Linked DNA regions of Homo sapiens: region 2 is linked to region 1. A link is a contact called in ENCODE Hi-C data. All regions are on one chromosome and are shown on one strand. Each heading gives the region's core, a stretch centred on a gene start or an enhancer-like site at or near the end of the contact. The rest is flanking DNA. Distances are from core to core; before and after follow the strand shown. Region 1 has its middle 53 kb from the start of LINC03041. Region 2 overlaps BNC2 (basonuclin zinc finger protein 2).

Evidence for each region. A loop is a pair of places that touch in the nucleus more often than their neighbours do.
Region 2: a map of ovary shows a loop between it and region 1 (3-fold over the local background). The contact joins two enhancer-like sites. A Hi-C loop is called at or near these places in 1 of 168 maps with a recorded cell type or tissue (ovary).

What each region holds. Positions count from the first base shown.
Region 1 is chr9:16,327,627-16,331,468 of GRCh38, forward strand. No RefSeq gene overlaps it. Among named protein-coding and RNA genes, the nearest start is that of LINC03041, 53 kb to the left of the region's middle. RefSeq lists an enhancer at 1,823-2,382. Within about 2 kb of position 2,070, at least 7 of the 41 ENCODE cell types and tissues checked have a DNase peak (open chromatin) inside an H3K27ac peak, as active enhancers do; they include ovary, where a contact is called at or near this core.
Region 2 is chr9:16,827,032-16,830,873 of GRCh38, forward strand. The region is part of intron 1 of BNC2 (basonuclin zinc finger protein 2); the gene reads right to left. Among named protein-coding and RNA genes, the nearest start is that of BNC2, 42 kb to the right of the region's middle. RefSeq lists an enhancer at 1,847-2,016. Within about 2 kb of position 2,040, at least 14 of the 41 ENCODE cell types and tissues checked have a DNase peak (open chromatin) inside an H3K27ac peak, as active enhancers do; they include ovary, where a contact is called at or near this core.

The DNA of each region.
Region 1 (3,842 bases), core at 820-3,319:
CTCTCCTCTGCCTGGAATGCCTGTCTTCCTTATCCTCAGCTTTATAAAAAGCTGTGCACCCTGTGCAAAGTCGCAGCCTCCTGTCACTCCCCCTAACAGAAGCCACCCTGCACTGAACCTCAGTTCAGCCTAGTAAGAGCAACCCCTCTTCCAGCTATCTGAGTCTTCCGGCCATATCTGTATGATAACACATCACTCGAGTTGTCCTATGATGGGGAGGTTTCTTCTTCACCCTGCTATCCCCTGAAATGGCTCAGCCCTTGACAGATGGCAGACATGTAACCTTGGAAGAGGGAGTGGAGTGAACAGTAATGAAATAATTTGCGTTTATTGAGCTCCAAGTATGTTGTAAGTGTTCCAAGTGTAAAGTGCTGATACTGTCTAGGGTTCACGTCTTTATGTCTTTCAATCCTCACAACAAACCATATGTGGTAAGAATGCTTATTTCCTCCATTTGTACAGTTGGAAAACTGAGGCTCGGTGAAGTTAAACGACTTCCCCCAGGGTTTCACTTTGGCAGAATTTGATTTGAATCTAGGTCTCTCAGGCCCTAAAGCAGAGCTGTTAATTGTTACATCATTATCCGACCTCCTAGGACCAGATAGACTTCTCCATCCTAGCCCAGGTCAGGGAGGACAGAGTCCCTACTGACGCACAGGTGCCCTCAGGGAGACAGAATCATGACACAAGGCAGAATGGCTTGATTGGTAAACTGAGGCACAAGGGGGCGGTAGATGAGGGAGTAACTAGGGAAGGCTTCCTGGAGGAGGCATTTGATCTAGCCCTGGATGAAAAGAAGAAGAAAAATGGGGCCTTCAGATGTGCTAATGCCCATTTTCAGCCACTCTTGGCCCAGCGCCCTAGTCCTCAGACTGCCCTTAAGTCAGGGGAATCAAAGAAGCTGAGTCTGCAACAATTTGTCTTTTGGGTGACTGTTTCCCCACTAGGAGCTATGTGTGGTCAAAAGTGGAGTCTAGGCCAGCACTACAGACCAGAGTGAGCAGTGATCTCCCCGCCACCCAAAAGAGATGAGTCAGCTACCACCACCCTTCAATGCAGAGGAAAACTCAACTGAGCCCCAAGATCAGGCTGAGTACTGGACATTCCTCCAGCAAAGGCCCAGATGCAGGTCATATCTCCTGCTCTCTCCTCCAGCATTTAATCCACAATTCTCCTCCTCCCATTCCTCTCCCTGTCTTGAGTCCCCAGAACCCTCATCCCCCTTCAGGGATGGGCCCATCATGAGATGCTCTTATCTGGATAGTGCCATTTTTGGAGGACAGCCTTATCATGTTCAACCTGCTCCTGCCCAAGCCTCTAGCAGTCTCGGTCTGAGGAGAAGCCAAGGTGTTGAGTTTAAGACAGGGATCTGCTTCCAAGGACCTAGACCACCTCCCTGCTCCAGTCCACAGAGCTGGCCTCCTGATTCTTGGGGTGGGGCCCAGGAATAAGGCTCGCTCCAAGCCCTCCACTACAGTGTGACAATTCCTGTGTTAGGCCATATGTGGGTGAGGGGCTCAGCACTAGAGGTCTGAGACTCCCCTAGTTTCCAACTATTCCCACACCTCAGCTCCCTCCTCCTCGTTTCTCTTCATTCCAAGACCCCAAGAAAGCAAATCTGACTGGTTCAGGGCAGCCTATGAGTTGGCACCTCTAGGCAGAGGGGACGCCACAGCACAGTAGGCTATGGTCAGGGAGTCCAGGCCTTAGTACTCTAGGTTTTTGCAGGCCCAAGAGATCTGGGGGATTTAATGGACATCTCTGAAAAGCAGGACTTTACTGGCCACGTGCTGTGTGCCAGATTCCTCCATGTTCTTGATCTCATTTTATCCATTCAACCCTGTATTCCAGGCCCATTTTACAGAGAGAAGGTTGAGGCTTGGAAAGGCATGGGGGCTTACCCAGGGACAAGCATTTGAAGAACAAACAAAGGGAGTGATATGTGTCAACCCCAAGGCTTAGTTACTTTCTCTCTCTGTCTCTCTCTCATCTCTCTGATGGGGGGCTGTCAGGCACCGTGACAGACTGGTGTGGGAGATATTTGGATCAAGCACATCCTTGTGTCCTCTAATCTCACCACCCAGGCAGCGGCCAACTCTAGCATAAGGCTGGTGATGGGCCAGACAGACGGATTCCTTGGAGGCTGGATGCAGAACAGCTGCCTGCACTACTTCTGCTGCTTCTAGAGGCCACAGTGGCCCTGACTGCACACATTTTCCCAGGCTGCGGCCGCAAGTGGGGGGTCCTCAGACACAGACAAAGGAATAGCTCAGCCTTGCAAATGGCTTTGAAAATGGGACCACGGGGATTCCACTTGGCTGACACACTCTGCCCTGGCCCAGGCCTCATCCCCCAGAGGCATCCCCAGCCCCTGCCGACCAGCTGTGTCTCCCACTGCCGCCCACACCAAAGGCCTGACCACACGGAAATGGCTGCTCAGCCCAGAATTCCCCCATCACACCCCTTCCCACGCAGGGTGGGGCAGGAGGCAGGGATAGTGGCAGCAGGGACTCTGGGGGCTGACCCTCCACTGACATTGGACATTGGCCCTCTGACCCTCACTGGGCACCCACCATGGACTAAACCCCTCATGAGTCAAGCAGGATGTTCAAATGGGACTTGCCTGTCATTCCCATTTCAGATGAGACCTTGATTCTGAGACAGAGGGTGTTAATGCACCCACATGGTAACTCGGGGTGTCAAACCACCTGTGCCAAACCTGCTAAGGGGTGACCACAAAAGATCCAGCAGTTAGCACAGCAGCCTTCTAACTGGGCACCCCTGGGGACACATGGAGACTTTCCCAAGAATACGCAGCATACACAGTGTTAGGGACATCACTTTCCAGCCCCTCCAATCTAGGCATTCTTTTCTAAAATCAATTTGTCTGAGCATAAACTGATGGTCTCCAGTTTTCCTACAAAACAAAGAAAGGTTTTACCCATCTTGAATCTGGCTGCGCTAGATCTCCCCTGGATATAAAATCCTCAGGGCAGCAAACATAGGACTCTAAGAAAAAGTCCAGTAAAAATCCAAGCAAAAAATATTTATCATGAGCGACAAGCTCGTTGCAAAACTCTGCACCTCCCCTGCCTGCCTATGTGTCTTTCTTTGGATCAGAATACAAATGTTTCAAGTATATATAAAAATGTATATTCATAGTGAAAAGTGAAATCAGAATCTTCCCTTTTTTATAAAAAGTTCTGATTTAGCTGTTTGGTTTGGCCAATGATGTGATACAGTGGATATCTCCTATAAATTGAATGGCCCAAATCTAAAGCTTCAGGATTCTAAATATTTAAAGCACATATATCATATTATGTCATAGTCAATACACCAGAAGTCATGTTTTCTTGGTAACTAAACTTATAATGAAAATTTTTTCAATGTCAACTAACGCTCAAGAGGCTGACTAGTTTTCCAAAATCCTTTTAGGAGGTCCTCAAACAACAAATTTGAAGATCATTCCCTTAGTCCACACATATTCTCCAAGGCAGAGAAGAGGACTGATCAGTAGTGACTGATGGAAACAATTTCCTTGGCGGGAGAGTCATTAGCAATGCTGCTCTTGTTCCTGGGCCAGGAAGAGAGAGGTTCCCCTAACTCCAGCCAGATGAGGGGGCCTTCAAGGGAACCATACATACAGAATTAGAAAGTTTCTCATGAGGAGAAAGTGACCGCAGCCCTCTGGCCAGATGCTTTCTGAGCTATACCAGTCTGTGCCTTGGTGTCACCAGTAATGAAAGGCTCTGTTAATAGAGCCTGTCATGAATCCCCTGGAGTGGGGAACACTGGGCTGATGCTGGACTCTTACTTAGAGAATTCTCAAGATGAGTGACTGG
Region 2 (3,842 bases), core at 790-3,289, 500 kb after region 1:
AGTGCTATGATTTAAGCGATGTTACCAATTAGACTTGGAGATAGCTACCACAGCACTGACTATAATGCTTACATTGCATTAGGTTTAATTACTGTAAAGTTACATCTGGAGAGGAAAACATAATTTTATAACCACTCTCAGCATTCTAACTTGTGCTCAGTCTCTGCACGATACATATTTGCCCAAGTAATTGAAGCCCTACAAGGCACCACAGTTAATAATGTGTAACTAGGAGAAACACATGGAAAAGCGACAAGCAGGTCTCTGTGAATTAAATTCACATGTAATTATGTGACCTTTCAGTGTTCTTCTAGTCTTCCTGAGAGCAGGTACTCCAGAGCAGCTGCGACCAGCCTCAGTGGGACCCACTGAACAGGAATTTGACTGAGAGTGGAGGAAAGAGGTATTGTACTGATGGAGAAAGATGAAGACAATTGCTTGGGTGAGTCCAGCTCTGATTCTCCTACTTGTCACTCATTGTCATATTCCTAGAATCCGGAGAACTCAGTCAACACATGAGTAATTCGATCAAAAAGGAAAACTATAAACTTTGTTGTTCATGGTGACTTAAGTGCATTGGGTCTCAACCTAAAAATGGGGTGCGTGCAAAGGAGTGGAATTTGTGAGTACTGGTGAAAGAACAAGAAAAGGAGATTAAGAGATTCTATGTGCACACGTGTGTAAAAGAGTATCATGGTACATATGGGAAGAAGTGTGAAACATGTATAGCTGGCTACATTTTTCAAGACTGAATTACAGTACAGGAATACAAAAACAAAAAAGAAAATGGGCCCCTATAATTTATAAATCTCAGACTCATGATTAATGGCAACATGTATTTTGTTTGAATCCATATGATATGCCCATTCATCCAAAAAACATTTATTGAGGCATGTCTGTATTCTTCATAAAGTGATCAAAGATGGCAGTGCTTTATAGAATTACCTTATATATCCATTATAAACTGAAAGCAGTATTTCTACTACTAACACTAAATGATCTCAGGTCTAAATTTCCATGTCTGCAATGATATGTTCACACTATAAAGTCATCCAAAATCCTACACAAAATGTAAAAAGTACCTCAGGAAAAAAATTGACAGACATAACCAGACATCTGCATGCTACTTAAAATGTGATAAAAATGGAGTAGCTTAATCAAATCTTTTAATACCAAAATATTCTATAACTGTGCCCAAAAAAAAATCACAGGTTCAAATAAATTTGTAACTAATCCAGTGAGAAATACTGATTATATTTTATAGAAAAACCACAGCAAACAACACATTATATTTACCTGAACTTCCAGGTATCAATTCATAATACTTACAAAACCCTAACTGAAAATGCTTAGTCTTGAGTAAGCATAAACCCTTCCCATGAAATGAATATAAAATTAATACTGTCTCTTTAAGTTACAGGACCTGCTATAGTTAGGTAGTATGAAGCCAAGAATACGTTCTGAAGCTTAACTCTCAGGAGCAAACATTTTCTACTTGTGAAGTAAACTCTGTTGAAAGACAGCAGACTACGGTCCCACCAGTAAAAACAGGAAAGTTTTCAGCCAGTGACAGCTTTGCCTACAGAGAAAAAAAAAGTGTCACAGACTCACTTTATTAAACCATATGCTCATTGCCCTGTGAAGAAAGCAGGGTCACTAATTAGTTCATTCTGTGAAAGAAGCCCTTCCTGATCCCGTTGACTTTTGTCCCCCTGGTTAGCTCCAGCTATTTCTGTCATGCAACTTGAAAATCACTGGAGGGAGGAAGATCGCCATAACAACCGCTGAAATGATCTTGTGGAATGTGTCTAGTGGCACTGGAATAACCTGAATATGTGCTCCAGATGTGTCGGCTGTCAGGAAAAAAGTAAACACATCTGATGGACAGCGTATGACTAGATGGCCCCGAAGCGACTCCAGAGGCTGGGGCGCGGGGGAGAGGCCGCATGTGTGAGCAGGGGGGCGGCGGGGTGGGCTGGGCAGAGCAGAAGGGAGGCGAGCCAGGAGCCGGCACGAGGCACCAGGGGACCTGGGGCCTGGGGCGGCCTGGGAGGACTGAGCGCGACTGTTCCGCCCGCGTCCCTCCCCTGAGTGGCCTCTGCGGGACTGCAGCGGCCTCTGCGAATTTCCGTCTGGCACGGACTTGTGAGCATTAGGGAGCAAACTACAACATGAATGCTGAGGAAGGGTAGAAGAGAGGAGCGGGCTCAAAACGCTTTCTGTCTTAAATATTAATGGCAACATGTTTTTAAAGCATTCTATCTTCAGGGTAGGGCTGTCTCCTGGCCCCTACTCACCCTTTACCAAATGAATGGTTTTGCTTTTTTGTTCCATATGCATACTCAAGCACTCTTTTTATTAGGTGACTGGGTGATTACATTCCTGATCCGAATATGTTGTCTTTTTTGATGGTGGTGGTGTTCCGCAGACTTTCACAAGTTGGACAAGTGGGTTGGTTCCCTAACCCAAAACATTTTTTAAAAATATTTTTCTAATAAAATACATAGAAATGACTAGAAAACACGATATAGGCCAAAACACATTCTCACCTTAGTTCCTATTCTCAGGGGTGTTTGCAAAGAGGAGGATTTAGATCTATGCCCAGTGCTAACATTCACAAACAAAACGGCAATTCTACAAACATCTTAACGCACAGTAGGCACTTGTTAAATATTTGCTGATCAAAATATTTTTAATGTACAAAATTCAACTACAAATGCTACTTGGGTTCTACATATAAACAGTGGCAGGGATTACTTAAAAAAATAAGTAACCAAGCTTAAAAATACTTAAGAAAAATAAATAGGAAGTTTATTTCCCCAGGGGAACAGAAATGCCCCCCTAAAGAAAATAGAAAACACTATATTCACACTATAGGACACAAACCACCTACTTGTGCATGAATCCACCACATTTTAATGCCTATTTCTACTCCAATCATTTGTAGAATGGGCCTTACTTAAGTTTTAGAGACTATGTATAAAAATATTCACTACATTTCTGCTATAAATGCTTATATCTGTGAAAAGCCTAGAAGGTCTGTAAAGAAATTTACAATCTATGTGAAAAGCTTTTGAAACAACATATTCCATATTTTCTTTCAAAAACTCCACACAATTATATTTCAATAAAATATCTAACGGTTTTCCAACATGGTATAAACAAAAAACAAAACTGCATTGGAGGGCAATTATCTCTATAACATACACAGTTATCAGCTTGGCTAAGGCAAGGCAGTATTCACCTAGTATAGCTGTCCCTCAGTATCAGGGTGGTACGGAATGGTTGCAGGTCCCTCTGAGGATAGCAAAATCTTCGAACGCTCAAATCCCTTAAAAATTGGTGTAGCATTTGCATATAACCTACACACATCCTCTTATACTTGAAATCATCCCTAGATTACTAATACAATGTAAATGCTACGTAAATATTTGATATACTATACTGTGTAGGCAGTAATGACAAGAAAATATTCTATACTGAAACATCAGCAACGATGTAACATTTTCTGGATTTTTTCGCATTATTTTTGATCCACGGTTGGTTGAATCTGCGGGCGCAGAAACCATGGATACAGAAGGCCAACTGTATTTTCATTCAAGGTGATTGCCAACTTACAAATCTTGTTTCCATTTCTAAGTATCTAAGTACATTTTTCTCCTTTGATAAAACTCATTTAGTGACTCAGATTCTGAAAGTAGATCACCAAAGGGAAACAGAAAAAAGAAAAACATGAAAAATTATTATTTGAGAGCAGGAAATGGAAGAAATCTTCAACTTACTCTTTACTCTGTAATTCACACATTTAACCTGGCAGAGGAATACCCTAAGGATTCTTGGAG